Linked DNA regions of Homo sapiens: region 2 is linked to region 1. A link is an interaction called in ENCODE POLR2A ChIA-PET data of the cell type or tissue named here. Cell type or tissue: PC-9. All regions are shown on one strand. Each heading gives the region's core, and the rest is flanking DNA. Links, peaks and the distances in the headings are about the cores only.

What was found. ChIA-PET counts read pairs that join two places held together with the same protein. Peaks named below come from ENCODE experiments on the same cell type or tissue, not always from the same donor. Only the 100,000 strongest peaks of a DNase experiment are listed, where the experiment ranks them.
Region 2: POLR2A ChIA-PET joins it to region 1 with 10 read pairs; 2 of 35 experiments call an interaction of 5 or more read pairs at or near these places.

The regions. Positions count from the first base shown.
Region 1 is chr1:92,616,574-92,633,541 of GRCh38, reverse strand. EVI5 (ecotropic viral integration site 5) reads left to right here. Exons shown (of 20, transcript NM_001350197.2): 15 at 7,608-7,748; 16 at 9,208-9,366. Among named protein-coding and RNA genes, the nearest start is that of GFI1, 140 kb to the right of the region's middle. In PC-9, for the core only: CTCF peaks have their summits at 9,951 and 10,150 (motif pointing right); no DNase peak of the experiment used is centred there.
Region 2 is chr1:92,397,028-92,413,995 of GRCh38, reverse strand. RPAP2 (RNA polymerase II associated protein 2) reads right to left here. Exons shown (of 13, transcript NM_024813.3): 13 at 11,940-16,968. It also overlaps the pseudogene RN7SL824P. Among named protein-coding and RNA genes, the nearest start is that of GFI1, 81 kb to the left of the region's middle. In PC-9, for the core only: no CTCF peak of the experiment used is centred there; a DNase peak (open chromatin) is centred at 9,175.

The DNA of each region.
Region 1 (16,968 bases), core at 7,959-12,958:
GATGGAGGAAGATCTACCAAGCAAATGGAAAACAAAAAAAGGCAGGGGTTGCAATCCTAGTCTCTGATAAAACAGACTTTAAACCAACAAAGATCAAAAGAGACAAAGAAGGCCATTACATAATGGTAAAGGGATCAATTCAACAAGAAGAGCTAACTATCCTAAATATATGTGCACCTAATACAGGAGCAACCGATTCATAAAGCAAGTCCTTAGAGAGCTACAAAGAGACTTAGACTCCCACACAATAATAATGGGAGACTTTAACACCCCACTGTCAACATTAGACAGATCAGTGAGACAGAAAGTTAACAAGGTTATCCAGGAATTGAACTCAGCTCTGCACGAAGTGGACCTAATAGACATCTACAGAACTCTCCACCCCAAATCAACAGAATATACATTCTTTCAGCAGCACACAACACCTACTCCAAAATTGACCACGTAGTTGGAAGTAAAGCACTCCTCAGCGAATGTAAAAGAACAGAAATTATAACAAACTGTGTCTCAAACCACAGTGCAATCAAACTAGAACTCAGGATTAAGAAACTCACTCAAAACCGATCAACTGCATGGAAACTGAACAACCTGCTCCTGAATGACTACTGGGTACATAACAAAATGAAGGCAGAAATAAAGATGTCCTTTGAAACCAATGAGGACAAAGACACAGCATACCAGAATCTCTGGGACACATTCAAAGCAGTGTGTAGAGGGAAATTTATGGCACTAAATGCCCACAAGAGAAAGCAGGAAAGATCTAAAATTGACACCCTAACATCACAATTAAAAGAACTAGAGAAGCAAGAGCAAACACATTCAAAAACTAGCAGAAGGCAAGAAATAACTAAGATCGGAGCAGAACTGAAGGAAATAGAGACATAAAAAGCCCTTCAAAAAATCAATGAATCCAGGAGCTGGTTTTTTGAAAAGATCAACAAAATAGACCGCTAGCAAGACTAATAAAGAAGAAAAGAGAGAATAATCAAATAGACGCAATAAAAAATGATAAAGGGGATATCACCAACTATCCCACAGAAATACAAACTACCATCAGAGCATACTATAAACATCTCTATGCAAATTAGAAAATCTGGAAGTAATGGATAAATTCCTCGACACATACACCTTCCCAAGACTAAACCAGGAAGAAGTTGAATCTCTGAATAGACCAATAACAGGCTCTGAAATTGAGGCAATAATTAATAGCTTACCAACCAAAAAAAGTCCAGGACCAGATGGATTCACAGCCAAATTCTACCAGAGGTACAAGGAGGAGCTGGTACCATACCTACTGAAACTATTCCAATCAATAGAAAAAGAGGGAATCCTCCCTAACTCATTTTATGAGGCCAGCATCATCCTGATACCAAAGGTTGGCAGAGACACAATGAAAAAAAGAGAATTTTAGACCAATATCCCTGATGAACATCAATGTGAAAATCCTCAATAAAATACTGGCAAACCGAATCCAGCAGCACATCAAAAAGCTTATCCACCATGATCAAGTGGGCTTCATCCCTGGGATGCAAGGCTGGTTCAACATAGCAAATCAATAAATGTAATCCAGCATATAAACAGAACCAATGACAGAAACCACATAATTATCTCAATAGATGCAGAAAAGGCCTTTGACAAAATTCAGCAGCCCTTCATGCCAAAAACTCTCAATAAATTAGGTATCAATGGGACGTATCTCAAAATCATAAGAGCTGTTTATGACAAACCCACAGCCAATATCATACTGAATGGGCAAAAACTGGAAGCATTCCCTTTGAAAACGGGCACAAGACAGGGATGCCCTCTCTCACCACTGCTATTCAACATAGTGTTGGAAGTTCTGGCCAGGGCAATCAGGCAGGAGAAGGAAATAAAGGGTATTCCATTAGGAAAAGAGGAAGTCAAATTGTCCCTGTTTGCAGATGACATGATGGTATATCTAGAAAATCCCATCATCTCAGCCCAGAATCTCCTTAAGCTGATAAGCAACTTCAGCAAAGTCTCAGGATACAAAATCAGTGTGCAAAAACCACAAGCATTCTTATACACCAATAACAGACAAACAGAGAGCCAAATCATGAGTGAATTCCCATTCACAATTGCTTCAAAGAGAATAAAATACCTGGGAATCCAACTTACAAGGGATGTGAAGGACCTCTTCAAGGAGAACTACAAACCACTGCTCAATGAAATAAAAGAGGATACAAAGAGATGGAATAACATTCCATGCTCATGGGTAGGAAGAATCAATATTGTGAAAATGGCCATACTGCCCAAGGTAATTTATAGATTCAATGCCATCCCCATCAAGCTACCAATGACTTTCTTCACAGAATTGGAAAAAACTACTTTAAAGTTCATATGGAACCAAAAAAGAGCCTGCATTGCCAAGTCAATCCTAAGCCAAAAGAACAAAGCTGGAGGCATCACACTACCTGACTTCAAACTATACTACAAGGCTACAGTAACCAAAACAGCATGGTACTGGTACCAAAACAGAGATATAGATCAATGGAACAGAACAGACCAATGGAACAGCCCTCAGAAATAATCCCACATATCTACAACTATCTGATCTTTGACAAACCTGAGAAAAACAAGCAATGGGGAAAGGATTCCCTATTTAATAAATGGTGCTGGGAAAACTGGCTAGCCATATATAGAAAGCTGAAACTGGATCCCTTCCTTACACCTTATACAAAAATTAATTCAAGATGGATTAAAGATTTAAATGTTAGACCTAAAACCATAAAAACCCTAGAAGAAAACCTAGGCAGTATCATTTAGGACATAGGCGTGGGCAAGGACTTCATGTCTAAAACACCAAAAGCAATGGCAACAAAAGCCAAAATTGACAAATGGGATCTAATTAAACTAAAGAGCTTCTGCACAGCAAAAGAAACTACCATCAGAGTGAACAGGCAACCTACAGAATGGGAGAAAATTTTTGCAATCTACTTATCTGACGAAGGGCTAATATCCAGAATCTACAATGAACTCAAACAAATTTACAAGAAAAAAACAAACAACCCCATCAACAAGTGGGTGAAGGATATGAACAGACACTTCTCAAAAGAAGACACTTATGCAGCCAAAAGACACATGAAAAAATGCTCATCATCACTGGCCATCAGAGAAATGCAAATCAAAACCACAATGAGATACCATCTCATACCAGTTAGAATGGTGATCATTAAAAAGTCAGGAAACAACAGGTCCTGGAGAGGATGTGGAGAAATAGGAACACTTTTACGCTGTTGGTGGGACTGTAAACTAGTTCAACCATTGTGGAAGTCAGTGTGGCGATTCCTCAGGGATCTAGAACTAGAAATACCATTTGACCCAGCCATCCCATTACTGGGTATATACCCAAAGGATTATAAATCATGCTGCTATAAGGACACATGCACACGTATGTTTCTTGTGGCACTATTCACAATAGCAAAGACTTGGAACCAATCCAAATGTCCAACAATGATAGACTGGATTAAGAAAATGTGGCACATATACACCATGGAATACTATGCAGCCATTAAAAAGGATGAGTTCCATATCCTTTGTAGGGACGTGGATGAAGCTGGAAACCATCATTCTCAGCAAACTATCACAAGGACAAAATACCAAACACCACATGTTCTCACTCATAGGTGGGAATTGAACAATGGGAACACATGGACACAGGAAGGGGAACATCGCACCCTGGGGCCTGTTTTGGGGTGGGGGGAGGGTGGAGGGATAGCATTAGGAGATATACCTAATGTTAAATGACGAGTTAATGGGTGCAGCACACCAACATGGCACATGTATGTATATTTAACAAACCTGCACATTGTGCACATGTACCCTAAAACTTAAAGTATAATAAAAGAAAAAAAGAAAAAAAAAGAAAATTTCATCTGAGTGTAGTTGTTAGAACTGTCCAATCTAGAACAAGTTACCTCAGGATATGTAGGAAGTTCCTTTTAGCCTGAATGTACTTACAGAAGCTAACTTCTTTTCAAGGATATTAAAGAACATCAAAGATGAGATAAGTAATGGGAGTAGAAGAACTTCAGGTTTCTTATAGCTTTCAGATTTAAAAGTTCTAGATTACAAACTCCAAATCTCTTGTTTCCTTATCTGTAAATTTATTGGTGGCCTGGGCTCTGTGTCGTTTGTTCCTTTTTACTCTTAGGTAATAGCTACCTACTGAATCCAAAAACCTGATAGATAATGGACATAACAGTCTCAGGTGTTTTTAACTATTTTCTTAATGAAACAGAACAAGTGTAACTAGAATCAGTAATGGAATAATTTTGCTAGAAAGCTCCTTCCTATTTTTATATTTCTGGATAATGTATTATCTCGATTTGTTGAGAAAAAAAGCCAGCAAGAATGCTGAAAGAAATGGCTAACAGAATATTTGGTCTTTAACTTAGGCGTATTCTGGGTTACATGATTTAGAGCAGAATCTGTGTCTTACAATTAGAAAGATTTTGAATATTTGATAGAAGTGTATTTGGGTTCCATTCAAAAATGGATTTCGTAAGTGGCTGTGTTGTTTTTCATGTTATAAAGTAGAAAGGAATTTGAAAGGTAGCATGCTTCCTATGGTAATTTCTTCCTGCAGCATCCTCTTTTTTTCTGCTTCCAGCAGTCTTTTAAATGAATATGCAGTAAATTTTTGGTTTTCAATTGAGAAAATATTTAAAGTCCATTATAAGAAAGTGTAATTGGTGAGAATAACTTCATTCCATCATCCCTATGAGCAAAAATTTGCATGTGTACCGTGAAATATTTAGAGATAGAAAATTTCATAGAATCAGGCCTTGAAATCTCAGTGTTACCTCAGTTTACCTTTTTATCTAGGGAGCTTTCCCTACGGCCTCATTTTGGATCTCTTGGTAACTCTCCAGAGAAGTTTGATACTGGGCTACCCTGTATCCTTTTTATCTTTTAATATGGTGGGAAATTGATCTAAGTCTTGTATCCGTGTGCTGGGATAATTGGCTAGCCACATGTAGGAGAATGAAACTGGATCCTCTTCTCTCACGTTATACAAAAATCAACTTAAGAGATGGATTAAGGACTTAAACCTAAGACCTGAAACTATAAAAATTCTAGAAGATAACATTGGAAAAACCCTTCTAGACGTTTGCTTAGGCAAGGATTTCATGACCAAGAACCCAAAATCAAATGCAATTAGAACAAAGATAAATAGCTGGGACCTAATTAAACTGAGGAGCTTTTGCACGGAGAAAGGAACAGTCAGCAGAGTGAACAGACAACCCACAGAGTGGGAGAAAATCTTCACAATCTATACATGTGACAAAGGACTAATATCCAGAATCTACAACGAACTCAAATCAGTAAGACGAAAACAATCTCATCAAAAAGTGGGCTAAGGACATGAATAGACAATTCTCAAAAGAAGATATACAAATGGCCAACAAACATGAAAATGTACTAAACATCGGCTGGGTGCGGTGGCTCACGCCTGTAATCCCAGCCCTTTGGGAGGCCGAGGTTGGTGGATCACAAGGTCAGGAGTTCAAGAGCAGCCTGGCCAAGATAATGAAACCTTGTCTCTACTAAAAATACAAAAAATTAGCCAGGCATGGTGGCCGGCGCCTGTAATCCCAGCTACTCGGGAGGCTGAGGCAGAGAATTGCTTGAACCCGGGAGGCAGAAGTTGCAGTGAGCCGAGATTGTGCCATTGCGCTCCAGCCTGGGCGACAGAGCAAGACTCCGTTTCAAAAAAAAAAAGAAAAAATACTAAACATCACTAATGATCAGGGAAATGCAAATCAAAACCACAATGTAATACCATCTTACTTCCACAAGATTAGCCATAATCAAAAAATCAAAAAACAGTAGATGTTGGCGTGGATGCAATGAACAGGGAACACTTCTGCACTGCTAGTGGGAATGTAAACTAGTACTGCCACTATGGAAAACAGTGTGGAGATTCCTTAAAGAACTAAAAGTAGAAGTACCATTTGATCCAGCAATCCCACTACTGGGTATCTGTCTACCCAGAGGGAAGAAAAGGTCATTATTTGAAAAAGATACTTGCACACGCATGTTTATAGCAGCACAATTCACAATTGCAAAATCGTGGAACCAACTCAAATGCCCATCAATCAACAAGTGGATAAAGAAACTGTGGTGTATATATGTATATATATGATGGAATACTACTTAGCCATAAAAAGGAACGAATTAACAGCATTTGCAGTGTCCTGGATGAGATTGGAGACTATTATTCTAAGTGAAGTAACTCAGGAATGGAAAACCAAGCATCGTATGTTCTCACTGATATGTGGGAGCTAAGCTAGGAGGATGCAAAGGCATAAGAATAATTCAGTGGACTTTGAGGACTTGTGGGGAAGAGTGGGAGGGGAGTGAGGGATAGAAGACTACAAATAAGGTGCAGTGTATACTGCTTGGGTGATGGGTACACCAAAATCTCACAAATCACCACTAAAGAACTTACTCATGTAACCAAATACCACCTGTACCCCAATAACTTACGGAAAAATATAAATAAACCTTGTATCCATGAATCAAGTTAATTTCAGTCATTTCATTTGAATCAATTGGTAAATTGTTTAATTTGTATTAATTTCTTGACTGTTGATGTAAATAGTGACTAATACACAGAGATTTGATGCCTCTCAAAAATAACATGCTGAGGAAATACAACAAAAACAGATTTTGGACTACTATTTTCTATGAATATTTAAAAAGTAAATGATGTTCATGCTTTATCTGGAGTCCTGATCAGAAGTTAGTAAGTTTATTGCCATATTGAAAAAAATTTTAATCCTGTTGCTCCGTAACTCTGATTAGTATTTTATTAACAAATCAGAGTTAGATTTCTGTGTTCTCAAAATTAAGTGCAGTTCCCCTCATACATTGCTAGTGAAAATGAAAAGCAGTACAGCTGCTTTGGAAAAGTTTGGCAGTTTCTTAAAAGTTAAACATAGAACAATTACCATCTGAGCCAGCAGTTCTACTCCTAAGTATATCTTAAGAACATGGAAAGCCTAAGTCTACACAAAAACTTTTGCACCAATGTTCATAGCAACATTATAATAGTCAAAAAGTGGAAACAACCCAAATTTCTATTAACTGATGAATAAATAGATTAAATGTGGTATATCTATACAGTGGAATATCATTTGGCATAAAAAAAAGATTGAACCTTGAAAACATTGTTCTAAGTGAAGTAAGGTTGTCACAGAAAGCTATAAATACATATGATTCCACTTATAAGAAATGTCCAGGTAGACAAACTCATGGAAACAAAAAGTAGATTGGTGGTTGCCAGGGGATGGGGAAGTGGGGAATGTAGAATGACTGGTGATGAGTATAGGTTTTCTTTTTTGCATGATAAAAATATTCTGAAATTAGGTCATGGTGATGTTTAAACAACCCTGTAAATACTCTAAAAACCACTGGCTCTTGTGTATTTTAAAAGGGTGAGTTTCATAGTTTGTGAATTATATTTCAGTATAGCTGTATAAAATTAAATACATTTAAGTGTGGAACACAATAGCTGTTGTGTGTGCTGTATTTTATTCCTTAAATTTAAAAATCCCAAATTAAATTTTCTTCTTCTTTAGAGGAATAACTCCCTTCCTGATGAGAATAATATTGCAAGGCTTCAGGAAGAACTCATTGCTGTGAAACTTAGAGAAGCAGAAGCCATTATGGGTTTGAAAGAACTTAGACAGCAAGTCAAGGATTTAGAGGAACACTGGCAGGTATATTAATATATTTTGTGTGCTTTTTTAAAAGAGAGTAAAACCGAAATATCCAATTTGTAAGAGTTTGAAGTACCTGATGACCTATAGTAGATGAGTTTAAAGTGAGAGAGACCCTGTTTAATGTCAAAATTGAGAGTATTTATAAACTGAAAGTGCACTTAAGCTGTTTCTCCCTCTTTAATTCTTATAATAAAATAAAAGATACAGTAGACATCAGATAATATTTTTGTCATTGTACCATTGTGCCTTGTGTAACTTTTTCTGCAAACTGTGAAAGTGTTCTATATAATACATATTTTGTCTTAAACTTTGATATTAAGTCCATTGTTGGTTAGTGTGAAACACCAGAAGGGTGACAACATTATAAATTTAATGTATAAATTAGTAACTTAGTTACCTCACCAGATAAATGACATTTATCTGGTATGTGACCACAAATTTATTCATGTATGAGGGAAATGTTGACAAGGAACAAAATACATATTCTATATAAGGACCGAAATTAGGCCTTGACATTGTCATGCCTTTTTTTAAAACATGTTTTGACAAAGTATCAGATTGCAATAAACTTGAAATTTTAAAACAAAAAAGACAAAACTTGTCTTTTATCACAGATATTTTGAGAAACACTGCCCTTAACTTCTAACATTCCTTCCTTAATGGCCCCATTTTTTTTCTAATGTATTGGGATTTCATTGAAGATAATATGAAAAATCTCTCATTAAAAAAATTACAGTGAAAATTGTAATCTTTTCAAGAATTAATCCTCAGTATATAGAGAAAAAATTTGAACTGTATTTGAGTTTATATCCCAGATCTGCACTGGCTGTGTGTGATCCTCCTAAAGTTACTTAATCACAGTGTTCATTTTCTTACCTGTGAAAAGCCAAAAATGTTTCCACACACATTGCCAAATGTCCCCTGGCGGGGCAAAATTGCCCCAGTTGGGAACCAATAATGGCAATAATGTGAATGATGCTTCCTAAAGTTGTTTAATATGGTGACCCTAGGCAGTGAATTCTAAAATTGCCTGTCTTTCTTCTCAGGTCTCTCTTTTCTCCAATAAATTCTTTTTTTTTTTTTTTTTTTTTTTTTTTTTTTGAAGTAGAGACTAGAGACAGGGTTTCAACATGTTGGCCAGGCTGATCTCAAACTCCTGACCTCAGGTGATCTGCCCGCCTTGGCCTCCCAAAGTGCTGGGATTACAGGTGTGAGAGCCACTGCGCCTGGCCAATAAATTCTATCTTAAATATACTTAAGATCTGCAAAGGTCTTTTTATGAAACCCTTTTATTCAGATGATAATAGTGCCTGATTAATAGGATTTTCTAGGGATTAAATAAAATAATGTGTGGAAAGTGTTTTATATATCACAGGCCTGAAATAAGCGCTCAGTAATATTAGCTCTTATTTTGATACTGAGAGTATTTGTTGCAATATAATTTTTTATGCTTTAGCGCCACTTAGCTCGTACTACTGGGAGATGGAAAGACCCACCCAAGAAAAATGCTATGAATGAGTTACAAGATGAACTGATGACCATTCGACTTAGAGAAGCTGAAACACAAGCAGAAATAAGAGAAATAAAACAAAGGATGATGGAAATGGAAACACAGGTATGATGGGAAAGCCCAGTATCTTTAAAAAGTATCATTAGCTGATCAAGGGTTTGTGCACAGATTGTATCATCCCTAGAACAGAGATAAAAGGTAAAGATATGAAGCTGTATAGACCGCAGTTTTCTAGCCCAAATGAAGATGGCAAAAAATTATTATATTGGATTTCAGAGATTTAATCCTTCTTTGACCCATTCAACAAAGTTCAAGGAAGTCAAATTTTATTTGACTTTTTTGGGTAAAACTCATAGCATTGCCCTGTTGCATGACTTGAGAAGGAACACCATGCAGAGCAAAATTTCTCAACCTCAACACTTTTAACATTTTTGGCTAGAAGATACTTTGTTTTACGGAGCTGGTCCATGCGTTGTAGATGTTTAGCAGCATCCCTGGCCTCTACCCACTAGATGCCAGTAACGGCTCTCCTACCTCAGGTTGCGATGACCAAAAATGTTTCTGCACACATTGCCAAATGTCCCCTGGGGGACAAAATTGCCCCAATTGGGAACCACAGATGTATACTATAATGTGAATGATGCTTCCTAAAGTTGTTTAATGTGGTGACCCTGGGCAGTGAATTCAAAATTGCCCTTCTTTCTTCTCAGGTCTCTCTTTTCTCCAATAAATTCTATCTTAAATATACTTAAGATCTGCAAAGGTCTTTTTATGAAACCCATTTGCATGGTAAAGGCACATTTGGTTTTCATGTGGTACATTTGTTTGGACCATATTCTTATACTCTGTGAATGTTGTTTTTTGGCTTTTAAAGTATTTATTCAGTCAGTAGGGGGCATACTTAACTCATACATCATTCTGTATTCCAGTGCAAAATGATCATAATCTCAAACATGGTAACATGAATATGTAATTTCTTCAGAATAAATATATCTTGTTTTACATTGTTCAAAGTTATTTTCTTATATTTTTCTTGTATTATTCTATATAAAATACTTTCCACACGTTATTTTATTCAGTATAATTAAAATAGGAAGAGGTACTATTGAGATTATGAATAGTAGAAATCTTAAGTTTTACAATGGGAAGTTTTATTTTTGTAATCAGATTTTATTTTAGTATAGATACTAAAGATGAAAACACAGCTTTTAAGCCATTGTTGAGGATTTATTTCACAGTGGGTAGAGGTGAATAAATCAAATCCAGTAGACATGATTTTGAGAACTTGTGAAACACAAAGCACTGTCTCAGCCATTAAAGGACTTACACTTGAGAAATCAGGTATGCATAGACTATATTTAATATAATTCAGAAATTTGGTAAGTAGAGAGTTAGATAGGAATTGCTACGGAGACTAGGCGGGGAAAATTAATTTCAACTAGGTGGTTTGGAGAAAGATTTCCTAAGGAATTTGTATTGTGCTTAATACCATTGCTGACTAATAAGTGTGATTTTGGATGGATTTTGCTGGAAGCAGGATGGTAATAGGCACTGGTTCCTAAATGCCAGTATTTGGACTGGTGGTAATCCATGAAATTTTTACATTGATAAATGAAAAATAAATAAATAAAAATAGTATAGGGTAATGGTGGTGGTGTGTAGTAATCTAAAGATTATTGTATCAAACACCCATGTATTTAGATTAAGAAATTTGTCCATGTTTATACATGTAACTCCAGTTCTGTCATTTTAAGGACTTTTAGAAAAGTCTGTCAGTGACTATACCTCAATTTATTGATCCACTCTCCTTTTTGCTCTTGCAAACAGTGCTACTCTGAACATTCTTGCTTATGTTTCCTTGTGTATATCTTCAAGAGTTTCTTAAGTACAAAGGTTCTTACCGTTTTTGTGTTTGTGTCTGCTATCAACACTGTTGGCAGTCTGGAACCTGTGGACCCCTTCTTAAAATAATATTTTTTAATGCGTAAAACCAAGTACAAAGGATTGCAAAGGAAGCCACTTCTACTGAGGTACAGTTATCAAAATACTAAAAACATGTTTGTGCTGTAGATCACATAGAGATACAACACATTCCCATTGCTAGATTCAGGTTTTTAATATTTTAGATTTAGATTTCTTTTTTTTTTTAATTTTTATTTTTTAGACGGAGCCTTGCTTTGTCGCCCAGGCTGGAGTGCAGTGGCCAGATCTCAGCTCAGTGCAACCTCTGCCTCCCGGGTTCAAGCTATTCTCCTCCTCAGCCTCCCAAGTAGCTGGGATTACAGGCGCCCACTACCACGCCTGGCTAATTTTTGTATTTTTGGTAGAGACGGGGTTTCACCATGTTGGCCAGGCTAGTCTTGAACTCCTGACCTTGTGATCCACCCACCTTGGCCTCCCAAAGTGCTGGGATTACAGGCGTGAGCCACCGTGCCCTGCCTTGATTTAGATTTCTTAAGATAAATTGTACTACATTTTTTCCCATCTTAATTTCAGTTTATGTGTTTATATCTCTGATAAACAACATATAGATGGGTACTTTTTAAAATGCAGTCTGATAAATGATTGTTCAACTCTCAATAGGCTAAAAACCACTGAATATATGTACACTTGAGGGAGGTCAATTTTATAATGTGTGAACTGTATCTCAATAAAGCTATAAAAACTGGCTGGGTGCAGTAGCTCACGCATGTAATCCCAACATTTTGGGAGGCCAAGGCAGGTGGATCACCTGAGATCAGGAGTTTGAGACCAGCCTGGCCAACACGGTGAAACCCCATCTCTACTAAAAATACAAAAAAATTATCCAGGTGTGGTGGCACATGCCTGTAGTCCCAGCTATTCGGGAGGCTGAGGCAGGAGAATCGGTTGAACCCGGTAGGTGGAGGTTGCAGCAGTGAGCCAAGATCACGCCACTGCACTCCAGCCTGGGTGACGGAGCAAGACTCCATCTCAAAGAAAAACAAAAAACTAAAAACAATTTAGTCTCATAGTTTCTTTTGCTGTCAAGTTTGGTCTCAGTTTTGTAATTTTACTTGGATTGATATCTGTCACCTTGCTAGCTATTTTGTTTATTCCATCTGTTCTTTGTTTCTTTGTTTCTTTTTTTCTACCTTCTCTTGGATTTATTAGATATTTATTGTGATTCCATTTTTATCTTCACATTTGACTTATTTATTTATACATCTTTCAAGAGTTTTTTTAGTGGTTGTTCCAGGTTTTACAATAAATAGAGTTTACCTTCAAATAATAAATTATAAATAATAATAAATGAATAAATAACTATACACTTCATGTGTAATCTAAGGCTCTTACAACAGTGTGTTTTCAAATCTTTCTACCTCTTTTGTGAAATTGTCATACATTTTACATATTGTCCAAATATATATGCTACTAATTTTGCATTAAAGTTTTCTTTCATAGAAATTGAAAAACTTTTAATGAAATGTGTTTTTCCTTCAAGATATTCTGTTTCAGCACTCTTTCTTTGTGCAGATCCATGTTTCTGTCTGGTATCTTATCTTTTCTGCTTTAAGAAGTTCTTTTATCATTTCCTTTAGTGCTGGTTTTTGTTTGATAAAATGTTTATTTCTTCAATTTTAAAAGATATATTTGCAGGATATTGAATTCTGCCTTGACAGTTTTTTTCTTTTAACACTTTAAATCACTCTGCTATCTTCTTGTCAGAAACCATGCCAGCCAGGATTCTGTTGTAATTCTTATTTTTGTTCCTCAACATGTAATGTATTTTTTCCTCTGGTTGCCTTCAAGCTTTTCTCTTTGTTTGTAGCAGGTCGAATATGATATACCCAGATCTGGGTTTTTTTTTCTCTCTTTTTTTTTTTTCTCTGAGTTTCTTTGATTTATAGATTTGTGTATGCCACAAATTTTGGAAACTTCTTGGTTGTTATTTCTTTCTTTTTTTTTTTTTTTTGAGATGGAGTTTCACTCTTGTTGCCCAGGCTGGAGTGCAATGGTGTGATCTCAGCTCACCACAACCTCAGCCACCTGGGTTCAAGCCATGATCCCCTGCCTCAGCCTCCTAAGTAACTGGGATTACAGGCATGTGCCACCACACCTGGCTAATTTTGTATTCTTAGTAGAGACGGGGTTTCTCCATGTTGGTCAGGCTGTTCTCAAACTTCCGACTTCAGGTGATCCGCCCGTCTCGGCCTCCCAAAGTTCTAGGATTATAGGCGTGAGCCAGCACGCCCGGCCCTTGGTTGTTATTTCTTCAAGTATTTCTTCTCATGCTCCCTTCTTGAGGGGTTTCAATTATACATGTGTTAGATTGTTCAAGGTTGTCTAACAACTCTTGGTTGCTCTGTTCGTTTTGCCCCTATCATTTTTCTCTGTGTTTTCAGTTTCCATTGACTAAAACATTTTTACCGACAAATTATTAAGTTCACTCATTCTTTCCATTGCTTTGTCAAGTTGTTTGATGAGCCAACTGAAGGTATTCTTTACGTCTGTTACTGTTTTTCATTTCTAGCTTTTCTTTAACAAAAAAAAAATTTTTTTTTTTTCAAAGAGAAAAGGTCTCACTGTGTTGCCCAGGTCTCGAACTCCTGAGCCCAAGTGATCCTCCCATCTCAGCCTCCCCAAAGTGCTAGGATTACAGTCACGAGCCACTGTGCCCAGCTCATCTCTAGCTTTTCTTTTTGACTCATAGTTTTCATTTTTCTGCTATTACCTATCTAATTTTATGTTTTTCACCTTTCCCTTAGAGCCTTTAGCATATTAATCACAGTTATTTTAAATTCTCTGTCAGATGTTGTATTAGTCAGGGTTCTCTAGAGGGGCAGAACTAATAGGATATATATATATATATATATGGGAGTTTATTTCAAGTATTAACTTACATGATCACAAGGTCCCACAATAGGCTGCCTACAAGCTGAGGAGCAAGAAGTGCCAGTCAAAGTCCCAAAACGGAAGAGCTTGAAGTCCAGTGTTCAAGGACAGGAAGCATCCAGGATGGGGGAAAGATATAGGCTGGGCCAGTCTCTCCTTTTCACATTTTTCTGCCTGCTTTATATTCACTGGCAGCTGATTAGATTGTGCCCATCAGCTAAGGGTGGATCTGCCTACCCCAGCCCACTGACTCAAATGTTAATCTCTTTTGGCAACACCCTCACAGACACATCCGGGATCAGTACTTTGTATTGATCTTGGATACTAACTCAGTATTAACCATCACAAGTCCACCCCTTGTCAGCTTGAACTTGAACCTATGCACATCTCCTGAGATCATACATAATCTTCAAATAAAGACAATAATGAGGTAATAATTATGCCTAACATAATACAACTATCCTTTGTACACCTGGAAACACACCAATCCCTGACTCAAATACTATTACATAAAGTTAACAGTACTTAAATGCTGATATGAAGTCAATAAATCTTATGTCACATGATAAAATATATTTTCTTAGTACAAATGTATACATACACAAACATGATTTTAACAAAAGAAGGAGGAAATACTCATGACAATTACAGTCCTTGTTTCTGCAGCTGGTCACGTAGTGGTATCTGGTATTAATGACTAACCTTCCGTTACCCATTCTGTATTCCCTTTGCCTTCAGCAAGCACCTCAGCAGGTCATGTTTTTTTTCCTGGTGGAGTGACCCAAACCTTCATTCCTGAGGGGTCTGGGCCATCTGTAGTCCTGCCTGGATTGGGATGTTGTAGTTTCCCATTGACCTTAATCACAGGGCATGGTAATACTAAGATGCCCTGATGGATCTCCTGTATTCCATGCATACTCTTCTTTACCTCCGTTGTGGATTAGCAGACTGATTTCATCTTGATAGTCCGGGTCAGTCATCCCAGCCAACACTGTAATTCCCTTCTTAGCTTGTTGACTTAAAGGTAGGAACAGCCCGAAGTGTCCAGGTGGCAATCTTAACTTGCAGTTTAATGGAGTCGTTGTTGTGTCTTCTGGTGGTAGCGTTCCTCCCTCTGGAACTAAGACCTCTAGGCCAGCAGAATTAATGTTGAGGGAATAGGAAGCAAAAATTTTGCTAGTGGGTCACTAGGGGTGATGGTGAGTGGTGCCACTTGCACTTCCACCCCTTGATTCCTGGACCCGTGAATCGTGGCTATGGGAGAAACAGTACCATATGTTGGATGCTGATTCAGAGCATACATGGCCTTCTGGAGAACTTTGCCCCAGCCCTGCAAAGTATTGTCACCTAGTTGACATTGTAATTGTGACTTCAAAAGCCCATTCCACCATTCTATCCATCCAGCTGCTTTAGGATGATGGGGAACATGGTAAGACCAGTGAATTCCATGAACGTGAGCCTACTGCAACACTTCTTTGGCCATAAAGTGAGTGCCTTAGTCAGAGGCAATGCTGTGTGGAATACCATGATGGTGTTTAAGGTATTCCGTGAGTGCACAGATGGTGGTCTTGGCAGAAGCATTACATGCAGGATAGGTAAACCCATATCCAGAGTAAGTGTCTATTCCAGTGAGGACAAACCTCTGCCCTTTCCATGATGGAAAAGGTCCAATATAATCAACCTGCCACCAGGTAGCTAGCTGATCACCGTGAGGAATGGTGCCATATCAAGGGCTCAGTGTTGGTCTCTGCTGCTGGGAAATTGGGCACTTAGCAGTGGCTGTAGCCAGGTCAGCCTTGGTGAGTGGAAATCCATGTTGCTGAGACCATGTGTAACTTCCATCCCTGCCACCATGGCCACTTTGTTCATGGGCTTATTGGGCGACGATGGGTGGCTTGGAAAAGAGGCTGAGTGGTGTCCTCAGAACAGGTCATCTTATCCACTCAATAATTAAACTCCTCCTCTGCTGAGGTCACCCGTTGGTGAGCACTCACATGGGATACAAATGTCTTCACAGATTTTGGCCACTCAGAGAGGTCCATCCACATACCTCTTCTCCAAATTTCTTTGTCACCAATTTTCTAATCATGCTTCTTTGAAGTCCCTGACCATCCAGCCAAACCATTGGCTACAGCCCATGAATCATTATATAATCACACATCTGGCCATTTCTACTTCCATGCAGAGTGCACAACCAAGTGCTCTGCTCGAAGTTCTGCCCACTGGGAAGATTTACCTTCACCGCTGTCCTTCAGGGATGTCCTAGAAAGGGGCTGTAGTGCTGTGGCTGTCCACTTTCAGGTGGTGCCTGCATATCGTGCAGAACCATCTGTGAACCAGGCCCTGGTCTTCTCTTCCTCTGTCAGCTGATCATAGGGAACTCCCCATGAGGCCATCAGTGCGGGCTGGAGAAGAGAAGACAGGGTGGCAGGAGTGGAGACCATGGGCATTTGAGCTACTTCCTCATGAAACTTACTTGTCCCTTCAGGACCTGCTCAAGCCTGATCACGTACATACCACTTCCATTTGATGATGGAGTGCTGCTGTGCACAGCCCACTTCATGGCTAGATGGGTCAGAAAGCACCCAGTTCATGATAGGCAGTTCAGGTCGCGTGGTGACTTGATGACCCATAGTCACTTCATGACTATGATGAACAATGGTTCAGTTTCCACCAAAGTCCAGTAACAGGCCAACAGCTGTCTCTCAAAAGGAGAGTAGTTATCTGAAGAAGATGGCAGGGTCTCGCTCCAAAATCCTAGAGGTCTCTGCTGTGATTCACCTATGGGGGCCATGAATCTCTGTTTTTATAATTCAAATTAGTATTTTGCTCATTTGACCTAGAAGTTTTCTG
Region 2 (16,968 bases), core at 6,874-11,873, 220 kb after region 1:
GACTGTGTGTGTAGGGCATTGTGTTAGTAGAATTCAGTTCTATTGTGAGGAGCTGTGAGTAACAGTGACCTAAAAACAGTGGATTAAACATAATGACATTTCTTTCTTTCTCATATAAAAGAAAGCCTATTGTAGGCAATTCAGGTTCTACAGTTCTGCGGGACCCAGATTGCTTCTAGCTTTCCATTCTGCCATCCGTCAGGTGTGACCCTTATCCTTATGGTCCAGGATGAAGTCCAGCCATCATATCCATGTTCCAAGAAGGATGGAGGAGAAGAAGATGAGATGAAGGGTACATTCTGGGTGTATTTTAAAGAAATTTCCTAGAAGCTGCCACATAATAATTTTACTCACATCTTACTGACCAGAGCTGAGTGATGTGGCCGTGTTTTGGTCTAAGGGATGCTGGGAAATATTTTTATTCCAAATCAAGATCCTAAGGTGGTGGTAATAGACATATTAGGGTTGGTAGTCAGCAGCCTCTGTGCAGGCACATTTGTGGGGTGGTAGAGGCATGTGATTTTCTTCTGTAGCTCTTCTTAGCTACCAGTACAGAAAGGAGAAGGCAAACGGGACATGGTGCAGGGGGTTGGGGGGCAGCAGAATATCAGTACCAGGCATGGAGGGTGTGGATGAGAGAATAGTTTAAGCTGTGTTGGAAAGGAGAGAATGCTGTTTGGGGGATGATAAGCTGGGAGAAGGAGGAGGGATCAAGGGACTAGCGATCTCAGAGGGATTAAAAACCAGATAGTGTGGCTGTGGCAGTAGGTGATGGATATGGAAGGGAGATGAGGGTCACTCAATATAAGGAGGGTAAGGCATGGCCTGGGACGGTCCTCCCACTGCACACTGGACTGCAGGAATATGGCAGGAGACACAAAATACAGGGAAGCTGGTGTAGCCAGATGGTGTGATCCCCAAGGCAGTTCCCTGGGGGAGGAGAGTAATGGTCTAGAGGAGCACAGGAGTGTGAGAACACTGACCTTACCTGCAGGCCTAATCTGCTGACCCAGGTAGATACACAGGTGTAGCAGAATAAAAAGCCATCACTGAAGATAGCTGATAGTCACACCTGTGACTGGGGGATGACCAGGCCTTAGGGAGGCCAAGATGAGGAGAGAGCATTCTGTGAGAAGATGAAGGACGAAGAGGATTGATTTGCCATGGAATGAGGATCCAGTGTGCATAGAGGAAAGCCTTGCAGAGAAAGGGAAAGGGATTTGGGAGAGGACACAGAGCAGTGTGGTGATGAGAATGTGAGAAAGAACAAATGAGAAGGCTTATATTTTGGACACTGACTGAAGACTACAAAATGTAATGTCTGGGCTGGGCACAGTGGCTCATGCCTGTAATCTCAGAACTTTGGAAGGCCGAGGCATCAGGATCTCTTGAGATGAGGAGTTCGAGACCAGCCTGGGCAACATGGTGAAACCCTGTCTACAGAAAATTTAAAAATCAGCTGGGCATTGTGGTGCATGCCTGTAGTTTCAGCTACTTGGGAGGCTGAGGCAGGAGGATTGCTTGAGCCCAGAAGTTCAAGGTTTCAGTGAGCTATGATTGTGCTACTGGACCCCAGCCTGGGTGACAAAGAAAGACCCTGTCTCAAAAAAAAAAAAAAAAAGAAAAGAAAAAGAAAAAGGAAAAAAAAAGAAAGTAACAAGTAACATCCGGATGTAAGGGGTCCATACAGATCTCTAGGTTCAAGTTGTCTTAGAGAAGACCCAAGCCGTGGCCCCAGAGCAACAGACAGGTTGAGGCAGGGCTGCTGCCTTGTGGGCAAACTCAGGGATGGGCTCTCGGTGGTCAGCAGCCACACCAGGGATTTCCAAAGGTCTGAATGTATAGCAGTTGCAGGCCATAAAGAGACGCTTTCCTTCCTTGGAAGCCTTCATTGCCTTGCTCCTAAGGTATCCAGGATGAAGTCAGCCTCAAAACAACTACTACTCACACTGTCAGCTGCTGGAGACAACTCCGGCTGCTCAGCAATGCCAAGAATCATGCTCTTCTAATATCCATTTTGATTTGAAATCTTTTATGTTTGAGATGTACTTTTCTCTGTTGACAATGGGCTGGGTTTGGCCTACTCATTAGGTGTGGAACTCCCGGCTTGTGGTAAAACTTGATTGGAAAACAATTTAAACACATTTCCTGGTAAATGTATAAATATATATAGATGTTGGTTGTTCCCCTCCCCACCACCAGCACACACTGAAGAAGAAGCAATTTGAAGCAATTCAGACATGCTCAGCATCTGGCCCTCATAAAAGGCCTGGGGTGAGTCATGACTGTGCACCAATAGAGAGGGCTTGTTTTCCTTGTGGAGAGGACTGTATTTACCTCCCATTCTGCCCATGGCCCTTTCTATTGCTTTATGATGATAAGTCTGATTTGTGAGCAAAGAGACTGGTAAAATAAGAATATGGGGAAAGGGAGCAAGGAGAAAAGGAAGAGGACCCAGACTGCTACCTATTCAAGGCAAAATCAGCAGTTTTGGGGAGAACAAACTGTTTTTGCTTTTGAGGAGCCAGATAAAAGGCAGCAGAAAGAGCCTTGGCTTGTGAGTTAGGGGATGGCACCCTTCTTCTAGCTATAGGCCACTCAACCTATTGGCACCTGTTTGCGCATCTGACAAGTGGGACCAATAATTGTTGCCCTATCCAGTTGAGAGGAAAGGAAAACTCTTGTTTAAAAGCACTGTTAGGTGCCAGTTGTGGAGTGAGCTCCTTAAACATGCCATCTCATTTAATACTGAAGATAACTCCCATGATGTCATGAAACCATTCTTTGGCTGAAGAAACTGAGAATTGAGAGGCTATGCTGCTTGTCCAAGGGCACAAAGCCTGTCAAGGCTCAAACCTCAAACCCATGTCTGTCTGTCTCCAAATTCTGTGTAGTTCCTATTACTTCATACTGACATTGATGTCAAAGGATACATTAGGATCTCCTGCTGGGAAGGGGAAAAGCACAAGGTAGCACCCCAGTTCCAAGGCCTGGGGTATCCCTGTGTCCTTGGCCCCCACAGAAGGCTGAGCCCAGCCCAATTCTGTTTCCTTAGAGCACTGGTCGCTGCTGTGGGAGCAGGCAGGTTGTTAATCTGATAAACCGCTTCCTGCCAAGGTGGGAGGGGGAGCTAAAGGGTTGCTGTATTGCCATCCCAGTGGCAGGTGGAAGACTCCAGTGACTTTGCTCACAGAAGCACTCTAGGCTTACAATCTGAAAGGATGAGAGCTTTGGGGTCAGTCAGACTTCGGTGGGAGTCCTGGCTCTGCTTCTTGCTAGCAGTGTGACCTTAACTCATCTTACCTTCAGTTTCTTCATCAGTAAAATGCAGATAAGCATGCTCCCCATAAAAGGTGGATGTTGTGAATATTAAATGAACTGCTGTGGGAAATGTGCCTACCACCGTAATGCACAACTGAGTAAAAGGCAGCTGTTATTCCATGGAGGTGGTGAGCAGACCTCCAGAGGAGCTGCATAGGCATTGAGCAGTTTTTGTGTCCCATCCCTAAGTCCACATCATGGTCAATCATTTGTTTAGCGAATGCATTCTAAACACTCACTGTGTTGGCTGCTGGGGACAAGCAGGTATGAGATAGCATCATCCTTGCCTTTGTAGAGCTTACAGTTGAGCTGGAACCACATGGCAGGGAAGTATCTGTTATAGTCACAGAGGTGACAGGGCCTGGAAATGTAAGCTTGACCACCTCAGTGGGGTCTCTTAGAGAGTCTGGCATTTTAAAATCCAAGCCTCCTCTCCAGGTGTAACAGGGGCCCTTTCGTGGAGTTGTGGGACACACACCTTCCTTGGTAGAGACAGGAAAGGCTGGGCTGCCAGCCTGCTGGGCGAGGGGTGGGGTGGGGGGAAGGAAGAGGAGGAGGAGGAGGAGGAGGAGCTGCTGCTGCTGCTTTGGGGGTGGGTGGTTGAACAGGCAGCCCTGGAGGTGCTTCCCATCTAATGCTGGAAAAAACTACCACCTTTGGCAGAGACGGACTGATGCCTCCATAGCTCAGAGTTTATGGTATACTTTACTTATTATCTGAGGCATTTATAGACTGTTAGGTGTTGCCGTATCTGCCAGGGATGGTAAATGTGACAAGGACCTGTTCCAGTTCCAAGCCCACTGACTCACCAGTCACCTTGACATTGAGCAGGTCAGTGATCACACTGAACCTCTCCTGAGGCAATAAAGTGAATGTCTGGGTCGAGGAATAAAACTTGGAGAAAGGGCTCAATGCCAGTCAGCTTGATAGGAAGCCTATGGTACACCTCTCTGGGGATTAAGTAGAGGGTAGGTACAAGGTTCACTCATCTGGGCTTTCCAGATCTACTACATCCAGGCTCTTCCCATCTCACCCTATCCTATCATCCTGCTTGTTCCTCAACAACCAATATCCACACCAAGCTAGCAGGCAGGTTCCTCAAGATCCCCCAAACACATGGAAGCTCATTCCCACCTCATTGATTTTGTTTAAGATCAGATCCCTACTGTTTCACTTTTCTTCAGCTGTAATTAGCTCATTTCTCAAGCCCAGCTCTCATTCTGCCTCCCCCAGAAAGCATTCCTTAACTTCCACAGCACACACTGACCTTTCTCCTCTGGATCACCCCATTTTAGTAATGATTCATTAATGGACTCCTTGATTAATTCAGTCAATGCATGGCAAGCCTTACCTGTTCTAGATGAAAAAATACTTCCAAAATCTATCCACTTCTCTCCATCTTCACTGCTTCCACCCTAGACACCTCTTGCTTGGATTATTAAAAACCCTTGTAGCTGGTCTCTCTACCCTCACTTTGCCTGTCTCCAACCCCTGCATACTCCATGCACTATCCAGTGGTCTTTTATGAAGGTAAATTAGCTCCGGTCACTCCCCTGCTTACAGTCTTCTAGTAGCTTCCCAGAGTCCTCACCACAGCCCACAAGTCTCTGCTAATCTAGCACTTGGCTGTATTCCCAGCCTCTTCTCATTCCATCATTCCTTTTGCTCATTCTGCTTCAGGTACCTCAGCCTTCTTTCAGTTCTTCCAAAAGGCCAAACCATTACTATTGCCTTAGGGCTTTTGCATGTACTGACCTTCTACCTAAAATGGTCTCAGCTCCTCAGTGTTTGCCTACTCCTCATCACTTTGCTCTCTGCTCTCAAATGTCACCTCATCAGAAGGTTTTCCTTGAGCACCCATCTGAAGTAGCTCTTGCCCTCTTGAAGTCACAACTTATATCATTATACTATTTCCTTTTATGTCTTAGTCTGTTTTGTGTTGCTATAACAGAATACCGCAGACTATGATTTATAAAAAAAGAAATTTATTTCTCACCATTCTGGAGGCTGGGAAATCCAGTATCAAGGTGCTGGCATCTGATGAGGGCCTTCGTGCTATATTATTCCATGGTGGAAGGTGGAAGGGCAAACCAGTGTTTGAGACAGAGAGAAAAAGGGGGCCAAGCTCCCATGATAACTTCTTCTGTGATAATGGCATTAATCCATTCATGAGGGCAGAGCCCTCATATTGTCATCATTTCTTAAAGGTCTCACCTCTTAATACTGTCATAAGTTTCAACATGAGTTTTGGTTTTGCTTGTTTTTGTTTTTGTTTTTTTTGTGTGTGTGTGTGTGTGTGTGTGTTTTTTGACACAGTCTTGCTCTGTCACTCAGACGGGAGTGCAGTGGCTCAATCTTGGCTCACTACAACCTCCACCTCCTAGGTTCAAGTGATTCTCCTGCCTCAGCCTCCTGAGTAGCTGGGACTACAGGCGTGTGCCATCATGCCCAGCTAATTTTGTATTTTTAGTAGAGACGGGGGTTTCACCATGGTGGCCAGGCTGGTCTCGAACGCCTGAGCTCAAGTGATCCACCCACCTTGGCCTCTCAAAGTGCTGGGATTACAGGTGTAAGCCACTGCACTGGGCCTCAGCATGAGTTTTCGAGGGGACATTCAACTGTAGAACTTTATATCACTAATATTTTTTAACTTGTATTTCCTTGTATTGTGTGCTTTTCACCACTAGAGAGGAAGCACCTCCGGATAGAAACAATGTCTTTTCACTGCTATATCCTCAGAGTTTAGAATAGTGCTTATGAACAAAACCAATAAATATTGACTAATCATTTATTAAATGGTTATTAAATGCCTTCAATGTGTGGAGCCCTGAAAATCAGTAATTACTACGACTGATTAGAGATACGAATGCCTATCCTGGAATACGGTTTCTCAAAGGTTGTCCACAAAACTCTGGTGGTCTGTCAAGGAGTTTGCAACTGGTTTGATAGTTTCAGAGTAAAGAGTGATGAAACAGTTTTGTTCATATACACTTAACTGTTTAAAATATAAGATTAAGGGCTGGGTGTGGTGGCTCACGCCTGTAATCCCAGCACTTTGGGAGGCTGAGGCAGGTGGATCACCTGAGGTCAGAAGTTTGAGACCAGCCTGGCCAACATGGTGAAACCCCATCTCTACTAAAAATACAAAAATTAGCTGGATGTGTTGGCATGCACCTGTAATCCCAGCTACTCGGAAGGCTGAGGCAGGAGAATTGCTGGAACGCAGGAGGCAGAGGTTGCAGTGAGCTGAGATCATGCCACTGCACTCCAGCCTGGGCGACAGAGCAAGAGTCTGTCTCAAAAATAAATAAATAAATAAATAAATAAATAAATAAATAAATAATAAGATAAGGTTTTCTGGCTGAGCGCGGTGGCTCACGCCTGTAATCCCAGCACTCTGGGAGGCCGAGGCATGCAGATCACTTGAGATCAGGAATACGAGACCAGCCTGGACAACATGGTGAAAGCTTGTCTCTACTAAAATAGAAAAATTAACCAGGGATGGTGGCACATGCCTGTAGTCCCAAGTACTCGGGAGGCTGAGGCAGGAGAATTGCTTGAACCCAGGAGGCGGAGGTTACAGTGAGCCGAGATTATGCCACTGTACTCCAGCCTGGGTGACACAGCAAGACTCTGTCTCATTAAAAAAAGCTAAAAAGAAAAAGATTACAACTATCATAGAAATTTTATTATTTTATTAATAATTGTTTCATGACGTTTACTGCAAGGACTATTTTGGCTAGTTCATCATAGCCAATTTCAGTTATCAGTTATAGTTTATTTTGAATATGTTTCACATTATGAGTGTTAAAATCTTAGTCATAAAAATCTATTTTTTTTGAGACAGGGTCTCTATCTGTGACCCAGGTGAGTGTGCATTGATATGAACATGGCTCACTGCAGCCTCAACCTCCCAGGCTCAAGTCATCCTCTCACCTCAGTGTCCTGAATAGCTGGGACCACAGGCACAAGCCACCATGCCTGGCTAATTTTTTTTTTTTTTTTTTTGAGACAGAGTCTTGCTCTTGTGGCCCAGGCTGGAGTGCAATGGTGCGATCTCAGCTCACTACAACCTCCACCTCCTGGGTTCAAGCAATTCTCCTGCCCCAGCCTCCCGAGTAACTGGGATTACAGGTGCCTACCATGCCCGGCTAATTTTTTGTATTTTTAGTAGAGACGGGGTTTCACCATGTTGGTCAGGCTGGTCTCAAACTCCTGACCTCAGGTGATCCACCCGCCTCAGCCTCCCAAAGTGCTGGGATTACAGGCATGAGCTACTGCACCCAGCTGGCTGGCTAATTAAAAATAATTTTTTTTTTTTTTGTGGAGATGGGCTCTTGCTATGTTGCCTAGGCTGATCTCAAACTCCTGGACTCAAGCAATCCTCCTGCCTCAGCCTCCCAAAGTGCTGGGATTACATGTGTGAGCCACTGCACCCAGACAAAATCTACATTTTTGTTGTTACTATTGTGTTGCATTATTTCTCATGATTCAAAAGTAGTTCATCAAAGAGTAAAATTAATGATGAAGAATAATATTGTCAATAGTGCAATAGAGAATAATGTTGTAAGTGTAAATACTTAATAGGGTTACACTATGAATACACACCATGAATCTTTATGAGCTAGGAGAATATAATCAGCAGGAGTGCTGATTTGGCACAGTAGCTGAAAAAGAAGAGTTCAAATAGGAAATACAGTGCTGAATATCTGAAAATTGGACTTTATTGGGTTGTGAATGATCCCTAAGGATATTGTTTCTTGTGATGCTTTGTCCGATAGTGGCAAAGGCCATCAAAGTTAAAAAAAAATATGGTTACTTCTCTGGTAAATCAATGGACATTTTCCAGAGTATGTGTAGGATATGGATTTTGTTAATAAAGGTAGAGCAGAGACCAAAATTACAGAGGTATTACTTAAAGTTGTACTTAGAGCAAAAACATATACAAGTCATACTACTGTAAGGATGCTTGAATAGTCAGCTTAAGTTAAACTAATGACAAGCATAGGGCTTGGAGAGAAGGCAGAACAAACCTGGCATAGTTCTTTTATCAAAAGATCCTGTTGAAAGTAAGTAAAGAAAACAACTGGATGTGGAACTGACTTATGGCTCAAGCCAATCCTTATCAAAATGACCACAGACACCTTGGCAAAAAGTTGAGAACAATTTTTTTTTTTTTTTTTTTTTTTTTTATGAGACGGAGTTTCACTCTTGTTGCCCAGGCTGGAGTACAATGGTGCAATCTCGGCTCACTGCAACCTCTGCCTCCCAGGTACAAGCGATTCTTCTGTCTCAGCCTCCCAAGTAGCTCGGATTACAGGCATGCGCCATGATGCCTGGCTAATTTTTGGTATTTGGTAGAGATGGAGTTTCACCATGTAAGTCAGGCTGGTTGTGAACTCCTGACCTCAGGTGATCCACCTGCCTCGGCCTCCCAAAGTGCTGGGATTACAGGTGTGCGCCACCATCCCTGGTGAAAATAATCTTATTCCTCTGTTTTGGAATAATTACTAATTTGAAAACTATTATGTCTTATGTTTGTAATTTAAAAAATTGAAGTAGGCTGGGTGCAGTGGCTCATGTCTGTAATCTCAGCACTTTGGGAGGCTGAGGTGGGGGGATCACTTCAGCCCAGGAGTTCAAGACCAGCCTGGGCAACAAAGTGAGACCCTATCTCTACAAGAAATACAAAAAATTAGCCAGGCCTGGTGGTGCACACCTGTAGTTCCAGCTACTCAGTAGGCTGAGCTGGGAGGATGGCTTGAGCCCTGGGAAGTTGAGGCTGCAGTGAGCTGTGATTGCATCACTGCATTCCAATTTGGTGACAGAGTAAGAACCTGTCTCAAAAAAAAAAAAAAAAAAATTGAAGTAGATTTCCATTTAAATGTGGTAGACTGAACACATGTTTTCTCCATACTACCTCCCAAAATTTGTTGGTAATTTTTTTTTTTTTTTTGAGATGGAATCTCGTTCTGTCATCCAGGCTGGAGTGCAGTGGGGTGATTTCAGCTCATTGTAACCTCTGCCTCCTGGGTTCAAGCAATTCTTGTGCCTCAGCCTCCTAAATAGCTGGGACCACAGGCACATGCCACCATGCCCAGCTAATTTTTGTATTTTTAGTAGAGTTGAGGTTTTGCCATGTTGGCCAGGCTGGTCTTGAACGCCTGACCTCAAGTGATCCACCCACCTCAGCCTCCCAAAGTAAATACTTTTTTAAAAAGCATAAATGACCTTTGGCTTTAATCTATGATGAAGTATTAGGGACAATATTTATCCTGTCAATGTAAACAGGAAGAAACTGGACAAGATGTATGAAACAGCTGTTTTCTGATACTGAATTAGAGGTAGCACAGGATTGTGATTCTTGAGAAAGGAGAAACAAATGAAGTGAGCTTTATTATCACCTAGGTTTCTATTTGGAGGCACATTCTAGACCATGGAGCAAGGAGAGAAATCCTAAGCAGAGCACAATCCTCTCACTGAGTTGAAGAGAGAGAGGCAGAGAGAGAGACAGTGATATTGGAGTAGTTCAGGGAGGCTGAGGCAGCTGAAAGTTGGGAAAAAATTCAGATAAGGGGGTGTTATGCAGAAGTGCTCCAGAAATCTGCACTGGGGTCTCATTAAGTTTTTTTTTTTTTTTTGAGATGGAGTCTCCCTCTGTCACCTAGGCTGGAGGGCGGTGGTGTGATCTCGGCTCACTGCAACCTCTGCCTCCCAGGTTCAAGCAATTATCCTGCCTCAGCCTCCCAAGTAGCTGGGATTACAGGTGCCCACCACCGTGCCTAGCTAACTTTTGTATTTTTAGCAGAGATGGCATTTCACTGTGCTGGCCAGGCTGGTCTAGAACTCTTGACCTCGTGATCTGTCCACCTCGGCCCCGCAAAGTGGTAGGATTACAGTTGTGAGCCACCGTGCCTGGCCTCATTTTCTGAATGCTAAGAAATAATACTGGCTGGGCACGGTGGCTCATGCCTGTAATCCCAGCACTTTGGGAGGCTGAGGTAGGTGACTCACTGGAGCCCAGGAGTTCAAGACCAGCCTGGGCAACATAGCAAGACCCCACCTCTCCAAAAACTACAAAAAATTACTCAGGCATGGTGGCACGCACCTGTAGTTCCAGCTACTTGGGAGGCTGAAGTGGGAGGATCACCTGAACCCAGGAGGCAGATGTTGCAGTAAGCCAAGATCATGCCACTGCACTCTAGCCTGGGCAACAGAGTGAAACCCTGTCTCAAAAAAAGAAAAAGAAAAGAAATAATACTAAGATGTGATGCTGAAAAATTTTCTACATTTGTTGAGAATGCTAATGCAAAAATTCAAGAAACTCAATGAACCCCATGCAGGATAAACCTACACACATACAAACTCACACCAAAGCATATAATCAATTTGCTGAAAAACAACTGATAAAGAGAAAATTTTTAAAAGCAGCCAGAGGAAAAAAAGATACAATATATACAGAGAAACCAAGATAAGAATTACTGCATACTTATAGTCTAAAGCTATGCAAGCCAGAAGACAATGGAGTGGTATCTTTGAAGTGCCAAAAGGAAAAAAAAAAGGACAATTTGAAAACAAGTGAAAATATCCTTCAAAAATGAAGGCAAAATAATGTGGTTTTTTTTTTTTTTTTTTTTTTTTTTTTGAGACAGACTCTGTTGCCCAGGCTGGAGTGCAGTGGCATGATCTTGGCTCACTGCAATCTCTGCCTCCCAGGTTCAAGCAATTATCCTGCCTTAGCCTCCCAAGTAGCTGGGATCACAGGCATCTGCCACCATGCCTGGCTAATTTTTGTATTTTTAGTAGAGATGGGGTTTCACCATGTTGGCCAGGCTGGTCTTGAACTCAGCCTCAAGTGATCCACCTGTCTCGGCCTCCCAAAGTGCTGGGATTACAGGCGTGCACCACCACACCCAGCTGTTTTCTTTTGAGACTGATCAAGAGAAAAGAAGACTCAAATTACCAGTATCTAGGAAAAGAGAGAACACTGCCAGATGCGGTGGTGCACGCCTATAGTCCCAGCTATTCAGGAGGCTGAGGTGGGAGCACTGCTTAGACCAGGAGTTCTTGGCTGTAATATGCATGCCAGTCAGGTGTCTGCACTATGTTTGGCATCAGTATGGTGACCTCCTGGGAGCATGGGGACACCAGGTTGCCTAAGGAGGGGTGAACTGTCCCAGGCTGGAAATGAAGCAGGTAAAAACTGCTGTGCTGATCAGCAGTGGGATTGTGCCTGTGAATAGTCACCTCACTCCAGCCTGGGCAATACAGTGAGACCCTGTCTCTTAAAAAAAAAAAGAGAGAAAACACTACTAAGATTCTACATTAATTAAGGGAATAGTAAGAGGATATTATGAATGACTATGCAAATACATTTGAAAACAGATGAAATGGAAGAATTCATTGGAAGAAACATGTTTCCAACAATGACACAAGAAAAAACATTCCTAAATATACATATTTTAATGAAAGTATTTAAAGTCATAATTACAAATTGTCTCATAAGGGAAATTCACAGGCTGAGATGATGTCACTGGTGAATTGTATCAAACATCTAAGGAAGGAATAATAGAATCCTTCATCCATGCAGAAGTTTCAGAAAATAGAATTGGGCAGTACACATTCCAACTCATTTTATTAGGCCAGTATTACTTTGATTTCAAAACCAGACAAAGATGTTACAAGAAAAATTACAAACCAATATCCTTCAAACATAGGCAAAATCCTGAAGAAACTAAAATGAATACAGCAATTTACAAAGAGGAAAATGCATCATGATCAGTGGGTCTTATCCCAGGAACGCAAGGTTAATTTAACATTTAAAATACCAATGAGCATAATTATACAACCTTAGCAGAAATAAGGAGGAAAAAAACTTGGATCATCTCCATAGATGCATTAAAAGCCTTTGACAAAATTCAACACCCATTTATGATTTAAAATGACAAAAACCTTTTAGCAAACTATGAATACCAGGGAACATCTTCAAGCTGAGAAAGGGTCTCTAGGAAAACTTACAGCTGACATTGTACTTAATGGCGAAAGACTGAGTACTTTCCCTCTAAAATTAGGAACAAGGGGAGGATATGTGCTTTCACCACTTATATCCAGTATTGTTCTGAAGGTCCTAACCAGGGCAGTAAGGCAAGACATATGGGTTGGCAAAGAACAAGTACAATAATCTTTATTTGCTGATGACATGATTGTGTATGTAGAAAGTCCTCAGAATTCTACAAAAAAGGGACTAGAACTAAGTAGTAGGGAAAGTATTGTCCTAAAAATGGTCCTTATTCCATAGATACTTTTACCTTTATTGCCAACATGAGTAGCTGGCTTTCTTGGGGTGTTACTTTCCACAAAAAAGTCAAGGCATTAATCACAAGGAAAGCAAAGTATGTGTGTTTGCTGCTTTTATTGAATTGATCTTTACAGAAGTGAGTTAGAAAGGTCTTCAGTAATAGCTTTCTCTCTGATATGGTCCGGCTCTGTGTCCTCACCCAAATCTCATCTTGAATTGTAATCCAAATTGTGATCCCCACGTGTTGGGGGAGGGACCTCGTGGAAGGTGATTGGATCATGGGGGTGGTTCTCCCCTGCTGTTCTCATGATAGTGAGTTCTCATGAGATCTGATGGCTTTATAGAGGCTTTGCCCCACTTTGCTCTGCACTTCTCCTTCCTGCCGCCCTGTGAAGAAGGTGCCTTTCTTCCCCTTTGCCTTCTGCTATGATTGTAAGTTTCCTGAGGCTTTCCCAGCCATGTGGAACTGTGAGTCAATTAAAACTCTTTCCTTTATAAATTACCCAGTCTGGGGTATTTCCTTATAGCAATGTAAGAATAGACTAATACACTCTCCCATTTGGTAAATTTTCCTTCTCTGCCCTAGAGGATTTCCGAGAGAAATTCCTAAAGCCACAGAGTTCTTTTTCCAAACTCTTTTTCCAGCCTCTAAAGGGCTGCTTGGTGGGTTCACGGTCTCCCAACCTAAAACTAATTGTGAAGGCTCCAAACAGAAAAATTCTGGACCTTAAAACCAATGCGTGGCTGGCCACAGTGGTTGACACCTGTAAGCTCAGCACTTTGGGAGGCCAAGGTGAGAGGATTGCTTGAGGCAAGGAGTAACATAGTGATTGAGACCTGGGTAACATAGTGACACCCTGTCTCTAAAAAATATAAAATTAAAAAAAATATTAGCTGGGTATGGTGGTACGTGCCTATAGTCCCAGATACTCTGGAGGTTGAGGTGGGAGGATCGCTTGAGGCCAGGAGTCTGAGGCTATAGTGAGCTATGACTGTCACTGTGCTCCAGCCTGGGTGACAGTGAGACCCTGTCTCAAAAAACCCCACAAAACCAAACCAAGGTATACTCTGACTCCAACCAGGATCCCCTCCGTAAACTCAGCTTTCCCTCTGGCGGTGACCCTTGTTCTGCAAAGGAAGCCAGGGTGAAGGGGAGGGAATCTCAGTTTAACTCACTCACAGAGGGTGGCTTCCCTAATCCCAAGTGGGTTTTGATTGAGTCCTGTTTTAGCTCCCTCTCTCTCTCCAGAGCTCATTGGGCTTTTTGTTGCTTAGTTAGATGAGCCATAGACAAGGAGTTTGAGACCTGGGTTTTAGCAACTGCTCTGCTAAAACTGGCTGATCTTGTGGAAGATAAACCTCATTGAGTCTTAGTTTGTGCTTTTTTTAAAGTGAGATATTTAGTTAGACTAGTGATTTTCAAACTCTTTTTCCTAGTAGCAAGACTCTTTGTACGAAGAAAATCTTATCTGGATGCCCAACCCAGACAAGAGAGGTTAAGAGTCATTCTGGTTGACTTTGAAGGTGGACTGTCTTTTCTCCCATTGTGGCCATAGTGAAAGTGACTCTGTCTAAAATTTAGTGTATTTTTTCCCCCCAAAGATGGATAATGTGTTAATGGGACGATGTGAGAAGGATAAGAGGTAAGGATGTGGGAGTGAGCAAGGTGACAGATCATAGGCTATGCTTTTTCATATAAAAAATGAAGATGGGTATTACAGAAGATATTACTAAATTGTTTCTCTGAAAAGTCTTATAACTTATGACATGAAACTACATTAAATTATATGTGTCAACTTCAAAACATTACAGTACCTGAAGTGGACACTGCTTTGGCTGTATGACCCCAGTAAGGTAGGGTCAGATGGGCATCTAGGGGACTGGCTTTTCCTGCTTATCTAAGTGATAGAAGTTTTCACTGTTAAAACTTCATTTTATTGCTCTTATTTTTGTCACAAGTCCTTATGAGCTTGGTTGGGTGAAGGGTCACCCAGAAAAGAACCAGCTTCCACTTTCTTTAATTATGCAAACTAGAGCTAGGTGACTGAGAACTTGCTTTTGGTCTGCAAGACATAGGGAGTTTTGCAAGCCCCAAGGGAGTCCAGAATTTCCTGAACATGTTGCAAGGTGGCTGGATGGCTTTCTTCTGAAGTCATGCAATATTGTCCTTCACTTTGGTTATGACTGCAGAGGTGCTGGGAAGCAAAATGAAAACTATCACCTTGAAGCAGGCTTTTCTTCATAGGCCCCAGAGGTGAGGCCAGCTCATTTAAAGGGAATGGCTTGTGCTGCTGCTTTCATCTAAAGGTATTTTGATCCAATTCCACCTCCCAGCTCCTTTATTGGTAATGTTTTCCAAAACACAGTATTTTTGCTGAGGGAAGGACAGGCAAAGGCCTGAACATTTAGAGAGTAGAAAACTGGCTGGGTGTGGACCTTTTACAAAAGTTCATATTTTGCTAGTTTAATTTGGAAAAGGACACATGAATTCTCACAGAAAATGAGCTTTATTGGGGAACAATACATTTCATGAAGGCATTTCTTTATCAGGAATCACACAGGCAGCCCCACGCAGTCACTGCCCCACACCTTATCCTTCAGCTTGTGCTGCACAGGAGAGGAGTGGCTGGGATTCCTGACTAGGGCTTTGATGAGAGTGCATGCACACTGGAGCATGCTTCTTGGCCTGGATGGCAAAGTCCCAGGAGCCAGTCCTAACTCAGACTCTGGCCTGCCTAGGTACATTTCAGATGAAAGTCACCCCTGCTCCTTGCCCCACCCTCAGTCCAACAAAAATGTGCTTCTAGAAATGCTTACTTTTCTTTTTCTACGAAGGGCTTATAATGTGAGGCTACTAAAGATTTTCAGATTTCAGAATAGTACCACTTACCTTGGGCTAGGTTAATTTTTTAGAGAATTGATCTTGTCCCCTAATGAGTAGGAAGATCAACTGGTTTTTGGACATGACTATAAGCAGAAGATGCTAAATAATACCTTAAAAAGACTCCACTGGCCAGGTGCGGTGGTTCACTCCTGTAAACATTTTTTAATTTTTGTGGGTACATAGTAGATGTATATATTTATGGGTTACATGAAATATTTTGGTACAGGCATGCAATGTGTAATAATCACATCAGGATAAATAGGGTTTCCATCATCTTAAGCACTTATCCTTTGTGTTACAAACAATCCAGTTATACTCTTCAGTTATTTTAAAATTTTATTTTTTGAGACAGTCTCACTCTATTGCCTAGGCTGGAGTGCAGTGCCACAATCATGGCTCACTGAAGCCTTGACCGCCTGGTCTCAGGTGATCTTCACCCTCCTGAGTAGCTGGGACTATAGGCGTGTGCCACCATGCCCGGCTAATTGTTTACTTTTTTGTAGAGATGGGGTCTCCCTATGTTGCCCAGGCTGGTCTCAAACTCCTGGGCTCAAGTCATCCTCCCACCTCAGTCTCCCAAAGTGCTGGGATTACAGGCGTGAGCCACCGTGCCCGGCCAGGGAGCTCTTTCAGATTGGCTCCTGTGTCTGTCTGACATGCTTCTATCCTTTTGTTTTTGAGCACTTGCTTAGTTTCTGGTACTACAAGATGCTCCAGGCTTATCTTGCATTTTTTTGGCTCTAGCCTTAGAACCTAGCTATTTTCTCAAGAAGCCTGGGTTCTTTTCTATTGGAAAATATTTAGAAACCAAAATCCAGCACAGTACTTTGAACTGAATTCTGCTTCAGTCCTCCCAAACTAACATAAACTTGGCAGAAGTGTATGGGAGGCAGATGCAGCACCCTCCCAAAGCAGCTGGCCCTGTGGTGACTTGGTGGCAGTTGTCCACTTGGATCCTTAGTTTCTATACTGAGCTACTGGCTCCTCACCTGAGGTCTCTAGACTTGTAGGGCATGTGAGATAACTGAAGAGATATCTCTGGGCACAGAGAGGGAAGAAGTGGAGATACAGCAGCTTCCCTCATTTTTTAATTTTTAATTTTTGAGACAGTGTCTTGCTCTGTCACCCAGGCTGGAGTGCAGTGGTGCAATCTTGGCTCCCTACAACCTCTGCCTCCTGGGCTCAAGTGATCCTCCCACCTCTGACTCCTGAGTAGCTGGGACTCCAGGCATACACCGCCATGCCTGGCTAATTTTTTTTATTTTTGGTGGAGACAGGGTTTTGCTATGTTGCCCAAGTTGGTCTCAAACTCCTGGACTCAAGCAATCAGCCCATCTTGGCTTCCCAAAGTGCTGGGATTACAGGTGTGAGCCCCTGTGCCTGGCTAGCTTCTTTTTCTCTTTACCCTAGGTCACTAGGTCAGAGAGAGAGAGGCCCTGTTATAATCTTTGACTTTTAATAGCTT